2 separate regions of the Mus musculus genome follow, and region 2 is linked to region 1. The links are chromatin loops, found by intact Hi-C in ENCODE. Cell type or tissue: gastrocnemius. All regions are shown on one strand.

The links. Peaks named below come from ENCODE experiments on the same cell type or tissue, not always from the same donor. Only the 100,000 strongest peaks of a DNase experiment are listed, where the experiment ranks them.
Region 2: it touches region 1 in a loop (2.2-fold over the local background); 2 of 42 quality-filtered maps call a loop at or near these places.

The regions. Positions count from the first base shown.
Region 1 is chr16:35,813,054-35,821,053 of GRCm38, forward strand. Hspbap1 (Hspb associated protein 1) reads left to right here. Exons shown (of 8, transcript NM_175111.3): 4 at 865-1,001; 5 at 4,099-4,270; 6 at 5,626-5,709. Among named protein-coding and RNA genes, the nearest start is that of Hspbap1, 47 kb to the left of the region's middle. In gastrocnemius, a CTCF peak has its summit at 4,438 (motif pointing left); a DNase peak (open chromatin) is centred at 4,412; H3K27ac peaks cover 367 bases.
Region 2 is chr16:35,627,418-35,635,417 of GRCm38, forward strand. It overlaps Sema5b (sema domain, seven thrombospondin repeats (type 1 and type 1-like), transmembrane domain (TM) and short cytoplasmic domain, (semaphorin) 5B), which reads left to right. Exons shown (of 22, transcript NM_013661.2): 3 at 593-692; 4 at 5,398-5,443. Among named protein-coding and RNA genes, the nearest start is that of Sema5b, 90 kb to the left of the region's middle. In gastrocnemius, a CTCF peak has its summit at 982 (motif pointing left); DNase peaks (open chromatin) are centred at 986 and 3,556; H3K4me3 peaks cover 1,233 bases; H3K27ac peaks cover 1,557 bases.

The sequences.
Region 1 (8,000 bases):
GTCTTTTGGGGTGTTGGTATTTATGTGAATACTCTACACGTAAAAATATTTTTGTTTCATCCTCTAAAAAATTAAATTAAAGAAAAAAAGATGAATGATTAAAAAACACAGCAACATTGGCATGCTTGAGCTGCTAGTTGGTTTTCTTTTCTCCCTTAAGAGAATGGGCAGGGCCTGCCTCAGACCCTTGCCTCAGAGAGCACTGGGCTGGAGCAGTCTGCTTTCCTTATCACACTTACAGATTCGTGGCTTGGGGCAGAGAGCAGAGTCAGTCACCTATGAATCACTGTTTCAAGAGCCATTCTGTGACTCATCTACTTGAGACTGCAGGTTTATAGGTATGAGCTGAGGCTCTAGTATCGATACCTTCAAATGACTGGGCTCCTCCAAAAGGCTTCTTTTATGTGGTCATCGAAGTGCAAAAGGCTAATAAAGTGCTTGTGCCCTGCAAATACTGTCTCTCAGTAAAAGCCGGCAGCCTTCTGAATGAGCTCCCGTGACACTCCCACTGCCTGCAGTAAGTACTTTTACCCCAGGTAGCTGCAGAATTCTGTTACTTATTGTCTGTCTGTAACAGCTGTAAGTCACACCTGGTGGGCCTAATTGATTCATCGATTTGTCGCAAGTTCCCCAAACAGTTCCTGGGATATTTATAAACAGTAAACACTTGTTGAGTGACCGCTTTGACCAGAAGGTTTTTACATACTACTCTGAAAACCTAACCCTTCCCATCTCCCAGCATTTTCTGTAAGAAAGTGTAAGTGCTAAAAAACAAAAACAAAAAAACAGTTGTCCACATGAACGTGTGCACCACCACAGAGAGCGGCAGTCAGTCCCTGATGAACTATACTTGTTTTCAAGCAGGAGGTGGTGTGGTCTGACTTTGGGTTTCCTGGAAGAAATGGACAAGAAAGTACACTGTGGATCGGGTCCTTTGGAGCCCACACTCCCTGCCATCTGGACTCCTATGGTTGCAACTTAGTATTCCAGGTACAAGGAAGGTAATGCCCGTGCGTGCATGCGTGTGTCTCTGTCCAGTTGTCTGCATTTGAGCACACAAGTACGAACAAGAAAAGGGAAACAGTGGGGTCGGATAGTAGCCCCACCCCCATCTGTCCACCAGCCCCATGACCAAGGCTCTTCTCTGCACCACCATTCTGCTTCCTCCTGTGTGTCTCGGCCACCATCAGGGTTCTCCCAGAGGTCCCCGTCCTGCTAGGCATCTCTCTGATTAGGAGTGTTCATTCACATTTCACTCTCTCCCTCCACCTCTCAGAGAACAGAGAAGTTTGTTGAAACACAGAGGCTTCACTGCGGCCCTTTGGATGTTGACAGGTGCCAGGAAGCCTGGATCAGGTACTAGTGAGCTTTTATCTCTACTTCAGTGCAGATTGAGTGGACAGCGCCTGATGACCTGGAGTTTGGGTCCTCAGGTATCATGTGTGCAGCCTTAGTCCACCTAATGAATTGTGCTCCACATGGCCTTCCAGCCCTTTGAGACGTTTGCAGGGCAACTCATAGAAAAACAGAAATAGCCACATGCAGATCCTTAGCATCTCTAGACACAAAGATGATCAGGGATGGACACATGTCACTGGGAAGCTGTGGAAGCCACAGCAGTTCATGTTGGTTCAACAAGCCCTTGCTAAAGACTAACCTGTCAGGTACACTGTTGTTTGCGGGGGAGACAGCAGTGAGTCGGGCGTGAGCCTTCTCGGCCCATTTGGAGTTAAGAGTTTGGAAACTGAAATGTGGCGAGCATTGCTTTAAAGTTGCCTCTTCCACGTGCTCTGAATTAGGAAGCAAGCCAAAGAAATTCCAGAGGTTTTTTCCCTTTGATTAAAAAAATATATAGTTTTACTATAACAGTGTATTTTCCATTTTCATGGCATTCTGATGTGATAAGATAGCTTTAGTAAATCTGTTGTTGAGTGTTCGTCCAGTTCCATGTTAGAATAGGTGGTCAGGACTGTGCCCTGAGAGCAGATCCACCTGGGCACCTATAGGCCTTCAGCAGTGAAGGGAGATTGTATGCTCCTGGAGGAGGCTTCGGGGCACTGGAACAGAAAGGTGGAGGAGACGGTGCCTCACGGGTCCCATGGAAGAGTGGTTTGCTGCAAGGGGCTTTGAAACAGAGTAAGTGTCTCTGTCACCCAGATGGAAGGGACACAGGGTTCCCAGAAATCATGGAGTGTGCAGAGGACTCTGTGTGAATGGTGCCCTGGGAACAGTAGGACTGAATAGAGAAGGCAGGGTGGGGCATAAAGGTCTTGGCATCCAGCCAAACACAGTTCTCCATCCCTTGCATGTACAGAACCATGCGAGGCTTCAGAGCAAGGGATGGCATGGTGATGGCCTTCTCCTGGGAGGGCATGCACATTTCAACCTGCGAAGCTGAGCAAAGCAGATTGCATAGTCTGGCTGTGTTGGCCGTTCCTCTAGGAAGTGCTGCCTTGGAGAAGCCAAGAGATGCATGTTCTAGGCCTCCATGAGCCCAAGGGGTACCGAGCAGATCTTTCTCTCTCTTCCTCCCTCCCTCTCTCCCCCTCTCCTGCTATTTCAGAAATGAAATGAAATTGATGACCTCTTCAGAGCCCTTCAGAATTAGCCCGAGAGTGGCTCCCGCACTAGCAGTGGGTTTGGTGGAGTAGAACAGCCATTCCTGGAGAGGCCAGGCCGCCTTCGAGCACCTAAACTCCAGCAGTTCTGACCCAGTGCCTGAGATTCGTAGGCTGCCCTAGGATTCCAGAAAAGTCAAGCACTTCACTGTTTCTGTGAACCCTTCAGTTCCAACGTGAAATAAGACTTCAGTACACGCTTGACAGTTTAGAGCCGTCTCCCTGTGCAGAAAGGACTGGCGGTGCCCATGACTGCCAGGGCTCACACTCAGGAGGGCCTTATAGCTTGTCCTCAAATCTGGGGCTTCGTTCTTTTCCTCTGGTCCCATCAGCTGTCCTCACTCTCCTCCCTGTTTGCCTCAGCACTCGTCCTTCCAGTACTGTAAAATATAGAACTTTACAGTTTTGTGAAATAAGACTTATTGCCCCCATTCCTAAATAAAGGAAAGAACAGTTTTCTCCTTTTAAAAGATCCTCCGTTATATTATCCTTAGGTTATGTAGCATTAGTTATTTGTTTCTCATCTTTAATAGATCAATTCAACATGTCTAACTTCCAGACAGGGAGCAGTCTAGACGCCGTTTGCTGTGGAGAGCTGAGGGGGGCTTGTTCAGGATAGAATTAGAGCACAGCCCTGCTGAGGCGCTGGCTCAGTGGTAAGATGACTGCGGCACGAACATGATGACTTACGGTCAGTGCGCAGCAACATGTGGAAAAGGCAGGCGTAGTGCCCTTCTGTAACTCAGGGACAGAGGACAGAGGAGACATGAGGGTCCCAGGAGCTCATCCTGACAGTCTATCCAGTCAGAGCACTATGTTCAGAGAGAGATCTTGTCTCAAAAAGTAAGGTGACTCACCATTGTGGTGAGGGGCCACTAATCTCAGCACTTGGAGGTAGAGGCGGGAGGAACTTTATGAGTTTGAGGCCAGTCTGGTCTCCATAGCAAGTTCCAGGACAGCCAATAAAGTTATATAATCAGACCATGTCTCCAAACCCCAGGGGGAAAAGAGGAATTAAGACAGTGAATGATGAGAAAGACAGACGTGGCAGCGGCGGCCTCTCGCCTCAACACGTGCACATGCATCTGCATGATGTGTAGAAACACACATTACAGACACACCACACACATACGTACATACAAGATGAAATAGGATAAAGAGTATTCCGGTTAGCTTCAGGGTCAGTGATAAGCAAGCTTTGCTGTAAGGTCCAAAAACAAACACCTTACTAATGAGATCCTATCCCAGCCAGGAGCGGGGCTGCCTCAGGAGAGCGTGAGACACCCACCAGTAGACCTACCTTCCATCAGACAACTGCAGGGGGTCAGCTTTGAGAGAGAGGCTGCGCTCCTGTATGGAGTCAATTTAAATTAGTAAAACCGAGCCTTCAGCTGCTACCTTCTTACATGTTTATCTCAAGTTGAGAGCTAACTTGTATCTTGCTTTGTTTGTTTGTTTGTTTTGTTTTGTTTTTCATTAGGAAAAGATGGCATCTCTTTCCTCCTGAAGATACGCCTTTCCTTTATCCAACCAGAATTCCTTACGAAGAGTCTAGTGTGTTCAGTAAAATCAATGTTGTCAACCCTGATTTGAAGTGTTTCCCCCAGTTCCAGAAAGCTCGAAGACATATGGTCACGTTGAGCCCAGGACAGGTAATGGGGCTTTAAACAGGGAGGAACTGTCAGTGGGCACCACAGCCCGGTTGGTGCCTGGGCTTCCCTTGTACAGATGGCAGGAGCGGCTCCCAAGGCCCTGCTACTGGAGGACTTCTCCATCTGCTGGCCTGAGAGATGGAGAAAGGGAGCGCAGCTCCTCCTGCTGGTCACGGGAGGGAATGGCTGCCGAGGAAATTCAGAGCAGGTGGAGCCATTGTTACTACTCGGGTTAAGAGACATGTCAGGGCGTGGGTACTAGAACATATTCACAGTTAACACCTGTTCCACCAGACGGATGCACACAGGCTGCATTGCATCCTGTGCTCAGAAGCATGTGCACTGAGGGTGATTTTCAGCAAGAATGACTGACATCTGAGTCCCTTCTAAAGAGACTGTGTTCTGCATATCCACCCCGTGGAGAGATTTTCTGTTACAACACTGGGGCTTGCTGTATCAGTTTCTTGGCATTTGAAAAGTTTGTATTCCCTCCATCAGCTTTATCCTGTCTGCCCTTCCTTGCCCCCTCCTTGCTGGCTCTCATCCTGTTCTCTCCACACACGTACACAGATCCACCGGGCCACATTGCATCAATCTTCTACCAGGCACTTCCCTTCATGCATGCCTCTTCCTCCAGCCCCTAACAGCTACTACCTTACTCTGTATCACTGTAGATTTTCCTGTTCTGGGCATTACATGTACTGCAGCCAAACAGTGTGGAGCTTTTTGTGTCTGACTTGTGATGCAGAACATGTTTTCAAGGCTGGACAGTTCTTGATTATGTAGGTGTACCATAATGATCTACTCCTGAGCTGATTTCGAGAGCCGTTAGGAATGTGTGTTGCTGCTGTGTGCACTTGCTATAAGGTTCTCGTGTGTTTAGGAGTAGCATGGGTGGTTCAGAGAGTGTGGTTGGTCTTCTGTGAGATCACTATATTGTTCTCCACAGTGGCTATTTTCCATTCCTACCTACAGTGCCTGAGGCTCTGACTGCTCTAGTCTTTCCCTGCACCCTGTCCTTTATCGGGGAGGTTTTCCAGTAAATAAGGGGAAGTGGCTGCATGCTTCCTTCCATCAGAACGAGCACAGCTACTGTTCGATGGAAAGAAGAATTTCAAAGCTTTTACTAAAAGTTAGATGTGAGCAGACGTCACCCGGTTAAGAGGAGTGAAAAGCTGTAAGCTCGTGACCACAGCAGCTGGGGGCGGAGAGAAGCTTGGGGGGGGGGGGTGTTCTTCTTCCCTCCTTCCCTCTGTTCCCTTGGCTTTATCCCTGGCTCTCTTTCCCCTTAGCAGTCTCAGCTAGAAAGAGAAATGTCCGGTTCTTGTGGTAACTATCTTTTCTTTGGTTTGCAGGTTCTGTTTGTTCCCAGACACTGGTGGCATTACGTGGAGTCTCTTGATCCTGTCACCGTCAGTATAAACTCCTGGATTGAGCTGGTACTTTTGTTGTTGTTGTTGCTGTTGTTGTTGTTGCTGTTGTTGTCTTCGTCCTTTAAAGAACGCATGCCTAAGATAAGCAAAGCCTGTCTAGACCATTGGCTCACCAGATCTCTGTGACACTGGTTCACACACAGCATGAGTTTGTTCTGTGAGTCTGTCCTCTCTGGATAAACATGCAGGTTAGAGATGTGCCATCCTCTTGTTCTGCTTGCCGTGGTTGGGTTGGGTTGTGTTGGAGATGGGGTGTCTCTACTTAGGGTCTCAGGCACTTGGTCCTCCTCCCTTGGCTTCCTATGGCACATGTACTCCTGTGCCCAGTCACTCCTCGAAAGGACACAGAGTGGCCCTGACATTGATGTCTTCCTCGAGTGGTGTCAGGAGCATTGTGTTAGGCCTAGCAGGATCTGCCATCTATAAGCATCTATATTGCTGGTTCTGTCGCACACTATCCCAGATAAAAATATCTGTTCCTTGGTTCAGGATCCTTATTTCTAATCTTGACCTATGCATTGTCTCAAAGTGCAGACAGTCAGCACTATATTTTTATCATTCATTTCTACCAGGACCCTTTTCCCAGTAACACCTTCATCCTGGCTCCCTGAGCTATTTGACAATACAGTAGCTGTCGGGCTCGACCTGTCTCTCTAACCCGGAGTCTCAGTTTTGTGTGCACTGTCTTTAACCAGAGCTTCTGATTGAACCTGTTCCTCCTTAGGGCTCTGCTTGCCTCTCTGCCCTCCGCAGTCCACAGCCTGACAAGTCTGTGCTGTCCGTGGCAGTGGCACCCTCCCCTGGGTTGAGGTGTTTCCCTTGGTTATGTGAAGGGCTTTGGAGTATGTGGGTCCTGAGAATTACTGAAACAGGAAGCTGTACTTACAGGCTTAGGGAAGAGGGGACACCAAGCCTTTGGGGCTCAGTGGGGAGCCTGCTGGGAGACCAGCAGCCTCACAGTTAGCAAGTCTGCTTGAAGCTGCAGCTGGAGCAAACGTGCAATGGAGTCCTCTGCAAAACTCACACCTGCCGTGCCCTCTCCAGCAGATGGTTCACTCCAGGAGAGCTCAGTTTGTAAGTTCACTTGCAAAACAGTGATTGTAACTGGATCCAGCTCAGGGACATGGTTGTGAAGCTTAAATTAGACAACGAGTAAAGGCATCCAACATAACCTGTACACATAAACACACACACACACACACACACACACACACACACACGTTTTCAAATGAAATTGCTGGGTTCAGGTGGGAAAGCTTTTAGGAGGATTCAGAACCCAGTGTCAGTTGTAGCAAATGCTCGTAACCCCATTGCTGGGGAGATAGAGACAGGAGGATTCCTGGGGCTTGCCGATGGCCAGGGAAGCCAGTAAAACACCTTGTCTCCAAGAAGGTGGCCAGCATTCCTCAGGGTGACACTCGAGGTGGTCTTCTACCTTGTATACATGTGCACATGCCCACGCGCACACACACACAGAAGACATTACTATGAGTAAGAGAAGGCATATGATGTCAGGGACCCCCCAGGGCAAACCACATGACACTGAAGACCCATGGGTGTGTCTAGTGGGATTTCTTCCTCACAGTGATGCTTGTAACACCCTTGTACCCCCTTTCTAGAAACCTTGTCTAACTTGAGACTTTTTCATGTGGTCTTTGTCATGCCAGGTTGCCCCCACCCTGTACTGCCTGGCTTCCCAGTCAGCTTCATTTTCATTGTGTTGGTTGTCCCAACCTTCCAGCGTACCCTAGAGACTTTTGAATCTTCTCGCCAGTGCACTTGGTGATACTCCTTCATGCTGCCCAAATGAGTGGTCGGGCATATCCTTGCTTCCTGGCACATGAAGCCATCCCAGGATCCCTTTGTGCTTTTCTGTGCGACAGGCTTGCAAGCCAATCATGTCTGCAGACAACCACCGTTCCTCTACTTGAGAATGGCATTTATAAATAGATTTGGTTCCTTACACTGCTCTGGGTATTAAGATGGTAGGGGAGGGGAGGCACAATTATAGGCATAAGCCTTTTCATATGATTTCTTCATTGTCCTGTTAATGTCAGAGTCTACCTGACATTCTTTCACTTCTAGTATTAATCATTTATGCCTCTTTTTAAAAATCTACACTGGCCACAGCTTATTAGTTGCTTGACTCTTTTAAGAACTCACTATAGAGACTGGTGAGATGGCTCAGCGGTTAAGAGCACTAACTGCTCTTCCTGAGGTCCTGAGTTCAAATCCCAGCAACCACATGGTGGCTCACAACCATGAGATCTGACACCCTCTTCTGATGGGTCTGAAGA
Region 2 (8,000 bases), 190 kb before region 1:
ATAATGAATGCCAGGTGATTAGCTGGAGAGGCCAGTGGGACCAGAACCTAAAGGTCACAGGATTGAGGTTTGTTGGAGGTTGCTGGGAAGGGATCTAAACCTGAGACTGGAGTAGCTACACATGAGTTCCAGAACTATCACTCCTGTTGCCTTGTGGGAAGTAAACCCACAGCTATAGGAGACAGGCTAGTTAGCATGGGAGGCTGTCAGCTCAAGTCTAGGCAAAAAAGGACAATGGCTTAGGTCGGGGTGAGGTCTGGGGAGAAAGCAGCTAGTGGAGCCTGGGGGGAGAACAAATGGATGCGCACTGAGGTGGCTGCTTAGCGTCTCTGTAGGAATCCAGGGTAATCATAAGTTTTCCTTTGCTCGGGACAGAGTCCTCTCCCAGAGGCAGAAATACAATACTCTAATCCCTGAGGTCAGAAGGCTGGCTGCTCACAGAGGTGGGCAGGTGAAACCCAGGTCTCCTGGGGCCTTCAGCTCCATGTTCCACCTCAGCTGGGTGATCTTCTCTGGTGTGATACGCTGAAGCTGGAAGCATGGTGGGTCCAACGCCAACAGTAACAGAAGTGTCTCTCTCTGTCTCCACCAGATCTGAAGCCGTGGGTCTTTAACTTCACCTACCCTGGAGTCCGGGATTTCTCCCAGCTTGCTCTTGATCCCTCGAGGAATCAGCTCATCGTGGGAGCCAGGTAATGGGGTAACATGGGAGGAGAGTATGGGGGCACTTGGAGAGGGGCAGAAGGGAAACTGTTGGGATGAGTATCCACACTGATCTCGAGTCCCCGTCCTCCATACCAGGCCCTGTCTGTACTGACTGTCCACCAAGTAGGGAACTTGTGGGATTGATTCCCAGACCACACAATCTCAGCTAGATTCATTCATCAAATATTGTTAGGGGATTAAGAGCAAAGACACCTGCTTCTATCTTCTGCCCTCTAGGCCCTGATGCCAGGACCGGCCCAGTTAGAGGTACCCAGGCGCCCCCTGCTGGCAAGCTGCCTGCCTGCACCAAGGGTGCTGCCCGCTGCCCTAGGCCATATGTTTCCTTTACAAAGAGCCTCTTTTTCTATAGTCTGCCCACCTTTGTCCCCACTGTCCAGACCAGGACTCAAATGCTAAACCTTTCTGGGGAGGCCTCGTCTTTCAGGCATAACTATCATGAATCATTCATTGCCAGCTTTGGAAGCAAGGAGCTGAGATGAGGTAGGGGGTACCTGGGTCAGCGTCCCCCACAGCTTCTGGGAACTTGCTGAAACATGATACTTGAGCCTCTTGGGTAAGAAACTCTAAGAATAGGCCTCACCTTGCTTCAACAAGGCCTCCCGTGACTGGTGCGCAAGCTTGAAAACAGTCAGACCCAACACACACAGCAAGACTATGCAAGCTTGGGACTAGAACTTGGGCCTCCTGACCCCAGCGGTCTGTGTTAGGGCACTGAACACATGAGGATCTGGATCGGCTTGTGTAGCTGGGAAGGACACTTTCAGGTGACACTGTGTAGCTGGCCATCCCTGCCCTTTGGCTCTCCCCCTTTTGTTTGCTGTATGAGAAGGAGGTGAGACACCCACAAAGCTCTGGTCTGCAGGCAGCTGAGCTGGATCAACTTGGAGTCTCAGTTTTCTCTTCTATGGCCAGGGATGCTAGGATGGGATGCTAGGGCAGAAAGCATTTAAAACCATTCTGAATGAAGTAAACATTTTATAGCAGCAGCGTTGCATGTGACTAGCCGGTTACAAGAGTATTCAGTGAGAGCAAAGGCCACACCCTCACAAGCCGCTGTCTCTAGGTGCTCCTGGTGTTCTCTGAGAGGCAATCTGCACACACTCAGGCAGCCCCGACTGTGGGCTTTCTTCCTCAGGAAAGCGAACACTTGTTTTGCTTTGTATTTTGAGAAGGTTCCTCACTCACGCACAGCTGAGAGAATACAGGGAGATCTCACGTCCCCTTCTCCCAGGTCCTGCCGGTGGCAAGCTATAGTGCAGCAGTGTAATCTGGTAACTGCTACTCATGCCATCCTTTCTCCCGGCTAAGGCTTTACCAGCTGAGTAGACTGACTCACATCTGTAATCTTAGCATTAGGGAGGCTAAGGCAGAAGGATCGCCTTAAGTTCAGGACAAGCCTGGGCTACATAATGAGGCCTTGTCTCCAAAACAAGTGAAAAAGCAAAGCAAGCAAATAGGGCTAGTGAGATGGCTCAGAGAGTAAAGGAGCTTGCTGCCAAACCTGACTGACTGGGTTCAATCCCCAGGAGCTACATGCTTGCCAGGGTATTCACGTGTTCACATATACATACATACGTACATACATACATACATACATTCATACATTCATACATACATACATACATACATACATACCCATTCTCTCTCTCTCTCTCTCTCTCTCACACACACACACACACACACACACAAAGTTAAAAGGTAGTAAGTACTGCCGGGCGTGGTGGCACGCCTTTAATCCCAGCACTCGGGAGGCAGAGGCAGGTGGATTTCTGAGTTCAAGGCCAGCCTGGTCTACAGAGTGAGTTCCAGGACAGCCAGGGCTATACAGAGAAACCCTGTCTCAAAAAACCAAAAAAAAAAAAAAAAAAAAAAAAAAGGTAGTAAGTACTAAAAACAAGCAAACCCAGAAACATACATACATACATACATACATACATACATACACACATACCTTTTATGCCTAGAGAGTGGTGTCCCAAGACTGTGCTCTGAAATGTGACAAGAAAACATGACTGCCACATGCATTATTTTATGTGGCATCTGTGTAATAAGTTACATCACACAACAGATAATTCAGTATATGTAGCAAGCCATGCATGCAGAAAATGGTCCAGGACTCATTGTCAGCCCTGGAGGGAGGCTCGGATCACTCCCATACTGTACGTAGGTGGAGAAGCAGCGGCAGAGAGGTTGTCACCTGCCTGTGTCACACTGCCTCACCAGATCCACTTGGGGTCTCCATACAAACCTGCTTCCATAACTGTCTTCTTTATGCAGCTTCTCGTGGATCTTTGAGCCTAGCTCTGCCCTCACACGGAGAAGAAAGCATTCTCTCCTGGATTGCTCCCTTCGGCTCCTGGAGCCTGTGTCCTGAATCCTGGACCTTTTCTGACAGCCCACCCTTGGTTTTTGTCCTAGCGCTTTTCTTTCTCCTCTGTCTGGATTTCCTTTCCCTCTCTCCCCGACACCCTTGGACCTCTGGAATTCAGGCTGGGAACTGTTTTTATCCATTTATAGCCTGCCTTATTCCCTATGGGACCAGGAGCTGGGCGGAATGCTGAGATTCCCCACTCTCATCTCCCGGCCCTGAGAGCCGACTGAGACGTCGTGATGGATGATTTTCGATGGGATAAAAATGAATCAAGTGATGTGTTGTTTCCCTTAATTTGTTAGAGCTGTGAGCAGATGCCTGTGTTACCTGAGAACACAGCTGGAGCAGAGCCACAAGCTGGAGCCCATCTGTCCCTGGGCCAGGAGTATGGAGGCCAGGAAGCTCAGCCAAGGATCTAGAGAGGGGGCTGGGGAGGGGCAGCAGAGGCTTACAGCCAAGGTCATGGGCAAGGCCACCCCACCCTAGGCCAGAGGAGAAGCTGCGCTCAGCTTCTCCCGGGCCAGCAGCCAAATCACGGAGAGGAATCTCCCAGCTTAAAGTGTCCCGTTCCCACCCCCTGGCTTCCTTCAGCAGGGCCCCTCCTTCCCTTTCTGGCCCAGTGTCTCCTCGTTTCGTCTCAGCGGGGCTGAGGTGGCCAGGGCTTCCTAGATTAATTATTCCTAAAGAGTCCAGGAACCTGAAGAGGGATGGGCCAAAGGCAGATCGAAGAGGCGAAAAGGATGCTTTGGAAAAACCAGGCTACATCCGCTTGCCATAATAAAGACTTTAAATGTGTCTCCCGGGGACCATGAGGAAGCCAGGCATGAACTAGTTCCCCATTTTACAGACAGAGATATGGAGGCCCACCAGGCCCCAGCCGACGGTGGAGCTGGGAATCCTTCCTCTCTCAGCTACAGTCTAGTCTCTAAACCTGAACTCTGTTCTGCTACACTCTGACCAAGTGGGTCTACCACCCACGTAATCCCCAAGCTCTACATCTTGCCCATCTGGCTGCAGAGTTCAAGTACCATAGGATTAGTGGTGATGCTGAATTCTCCATGAGTATCTGATGGTGTCGTCATCATCATCGTCATCATCGTCGTCGTCATCATCATCATCATCATCATCATCACAATTAAGGCTATGTGCCACCGGCTGTTACAGCAAACGCTATGCTGGCTGTGTTGGGGAGACAGTGTTCCAGGGAGAGCCGGTGGAAAAGGCAAATTCAGAGTTTGGCTAGAGACATGGCCTATGTGGGAGGGGCCTGTCTGTATCCCTCCAAGGGGTCTTGCGTTTTCAGATGGACAGAAACAAGCCCCATGGTGAGGAAGGGTGAGCTCGCAGACTGAACAAGGCCATTTAGCTTGCAGATGTTAACTGACTTTATCATGATTCTAGAATCCGGTAGACTCGGTCAAAGAGGTTGGCTTTATAGACAGAGAAGAAAAGGGGCTGATAGCTGGAACACCACAAAGCAGACCAGCCATCTCAAAACTGCCTTCCCTGTAAAGTGGACCCAGGCAGGGAGATAGAAAATACTAGAATAGCCGTAGAGACCTCACATGACTTTCACTGCCTAAGACTTGAGGCAGAGAGCACTTCACTACCATGGCAGCCCGAACTTGAAATGTGTCTCAGAAGATTAGTTTTGCTTTAAGGATAAGCATTTGATGTGAGCATAGGTGACTCTATTTTGACCCTGCAGTCTGGTCCCATGGGGCCCATTATGAAAACTTAGTCCAAAACAGTGGCCTCCTGTTAGTTTTATTTAACAGTGGCGTCCAGTAGTTCCTCCCTGGGCTTTTTGGATCAGCCAGGAGCAGCTACAGCATGAAGTCTGCAGGTTAACCCCATGTCTGACTCACTGACTCTGACTTGGGCCATTACACAACCCGCCTCCTGTAAAATGGATTTAGTCCAACTAGGTGCCTCCGTGTGAGCGTGGTCTGCACCCCACTTCCACAGTCCTGCCAGTGGTGGCCTTGATGGTGCTTGTCCAAATGGGATTTTGTAGCAGCAAGCAGTTAGGGAAGGCGAGCCCCCCTTTATAAGCTAGTTAGACCTTCTGGTTTTCCTGCATCCACCCTGGCTTACACCCTCAATTTTGGTGCCTATAGAGACTGCCAGGCTGAGCAAAGGTTCAGTGAACTAACAAAGGTGAAGCTCTTTGGGCCTGGCTCACCCTAAAGCCCTGCAGAGGACAAGTTCCTGGCACCCCACAAGGCCTAGGCTGGTTGCCTTCCAGGGTCCTGCCTACAGACTCAGAGTGACTTGTGATCTCTGTTCTGGTTTCACAGGAACTACCTCTTCAGACTCAGCCTCGCCAATGTCTCCCTCCTTCAGGTATGTTTGGGTTTCTTCCTTTCCTGTACTTTGTCTGCATTTGGAAGCTGAGCAGTGCACACAGCAGGATACCTAGTCAGACCCTAGGATCAGCTGCAGGAGCCTCTGTTCTTTTCCTGATCACGGTACTAAGCCTGGCAATCAAAGCTAACGTTGGAAGGACATGCGGAAGTGGGGTGCAGACCCCTCTCACATGGAGGCTTGTAGAGGTCTCTTGCATTGTGCAGGAGAAACTAACAAGGAAAAGGAGAAGAGTTCCCAGGCTGGGATGCCCCCTCCATCCCTGATGAGGGACTGAAGGCTTTGCCAGATGCAAAACTTTCAGGGCTAAAAATGGGACTCTACAGGGCAATCTGGGCAGTGAGTCACCCTAAGCACAAAGCCAAAGTCCACAGGAGAGTTCCAGAGTTTGGGCCCCCGAGGGAAATGGTGTCTCTGGCTCTTTTCTTGCTTGGCCTGAGAGATCCTGGTCTATCTCGGCATTTTCATTGAGCTGTGATTGATTTATTATCTGCTGCCAGGAGAGGCTCCCCCAAGCATACTTCCCTAAGTGCTCTGAGAGGCTTTTTAATGGGACTCCTTGATCCAGAACAGTTATCCCAGATTGAGAAACAGATGCCAAACTATCTCTGCTGAGGCCGAACATTACAGAGAAAGGACAGCCATTCTTCTTCAGTGAGGGGAGGGCTTCCATCGCCCTTCCCGGGAGCTGTCTTAACGATCCAGCATTCCTTGGGCACCTATTGAATACCATCACTGGTCTGGGAGCTTGAGGGTATTAGAGAAGCAGGGTCTTTGACTTTAGGGAAAGATGACGATGGATCCAAAAAATTCTGTTGGAGCTCAGGCGTTAATCAAGTGCTAGGCTGTATAGTGTGGGATTTTGCAGCAGCGAGCAGTTAGGGAAGGTGAGATGGCCTTGACAAGCTAGTTTGACCTTCAGGTCTCCTTGCATCCCATCTGGCCCACACCCTCAGCGACTATTGAACCTCCTGGATGGATACCAGATGAAATATCTAAGGGCATAAAGGGTGTACCTGTTTAAAAGGAGGGACCAGAGGAACTAGGGGAAGTTCAGAGGAAATGCCATGAACCCATGAATGTATGTATACTTTCCCCAGCCAAGCTGCTCTTCCAATGCTGATAAACATGCAGTGCATATCCTCTAAAGGCCAGGTCTAGGCCTATGGATATATACTATGGGTTGAGGATGAAACATCTCACATGGATTCATGGGTTTAACCACTTGATGCCGGATTGGCGGCACTGTTTTGGGAGGTTATGGGACTTGAAAGCAGTGGCTCTCAGCCTTCCTAATGCTGCAACCCTTTAATTAACTGTTCCTCCTGCTGTGGTGAGCCCCACCACACACACACACCTTAAAATTATTTTCGTTGCTACTTTGTAACTGTAATACTGCTACTGTTGTGAATTGTAATGTAAATATTTAATATGTAAGCTATCTGATAAGTGAGCCCCATGAAGGGATTGTTTGATCCCAAAGGGGTCACAACCCACAAGTTAAGAACCAGTGTCTTAGGCCATGGAGCCTACCTGGTAGATATAGAGCATTTGGGCCTCGAAAGATAAAGCACAAATCCTGATTCTGGTCCCATCTCTGTTTCCTGATCCATCAAGAGGTGAGGAGCCTCAGACATAGCTCCAGCCTCCAGGTACCCTGCGTGCCTTCCCCTCCCTCCATAGTGGGCAGTACAGATTCTGGTAATGCATCAGAAGCTTCGTAAATCCTCCTCCCTTTAAGTTGCCTCTGCCAGGTCTATGATCACAGTGATGAGTTACTACAATGTGGTGCTCAGCATTGATGCTGTAAAGGGGATTGGGGACCCATTTCTTTGCCTGGAGGATCAGGTACATAAAAGATGGTGTAAGATTCCTTTTCCTGTAGGGCAACCGTGTGGCATGACCCCACAGCCCAGGCTTAAGCAAGGTATGCAAGGGTCTCAGAATCAGCAGTCTACAAGCTACCAGCCCCAGAGACTCACTTCTAATTGGCATCCATAGGAGACCAAGCCAAAGTGCCAAACCTGACAGGTCAGGCCACGGGGGAGGCAGTTGATCCAGGGGGTCTGTCCTGAGCACCCGGCAGTTGCTTTTCGTTTGGCTTCCTATGGTCTGCAAATGAAGGCACTGAAAAATGGCTAACAGGGGAGCTGTGAGAAAAAGGAAGGGTGGACGTGGCCTGGAGGCAGGAGGAACCCTCCAGGGGCCCAGCAGGCTCTGCAAAGCCATTGAGAGGTGTTGGCCTTTCTTTGAGCTGGAGCTCAAAGGCTGTGTTTGCAAAAGGGAGAACAGAGGGAAGAGATAGCACACAACCCTAGGGTGTGGAACAAAGGGTAGGAGGTGAGAGGTGAGGCCTTTGGAGAGAAGGGAGTCTTCATTGATGATGGGGGGGAGGGGTGCTGTCCACATCTTACTGGGAAGGCGATGGAGATCCATTAATGAGTTTTAAACAGAGAAGTAACATGAATAGACTTGTCATTTAGGTCGCCTGGCCCAGTGCAGGGACTGGAGTCAGGGAGGAAGCAGTCACTGTGAT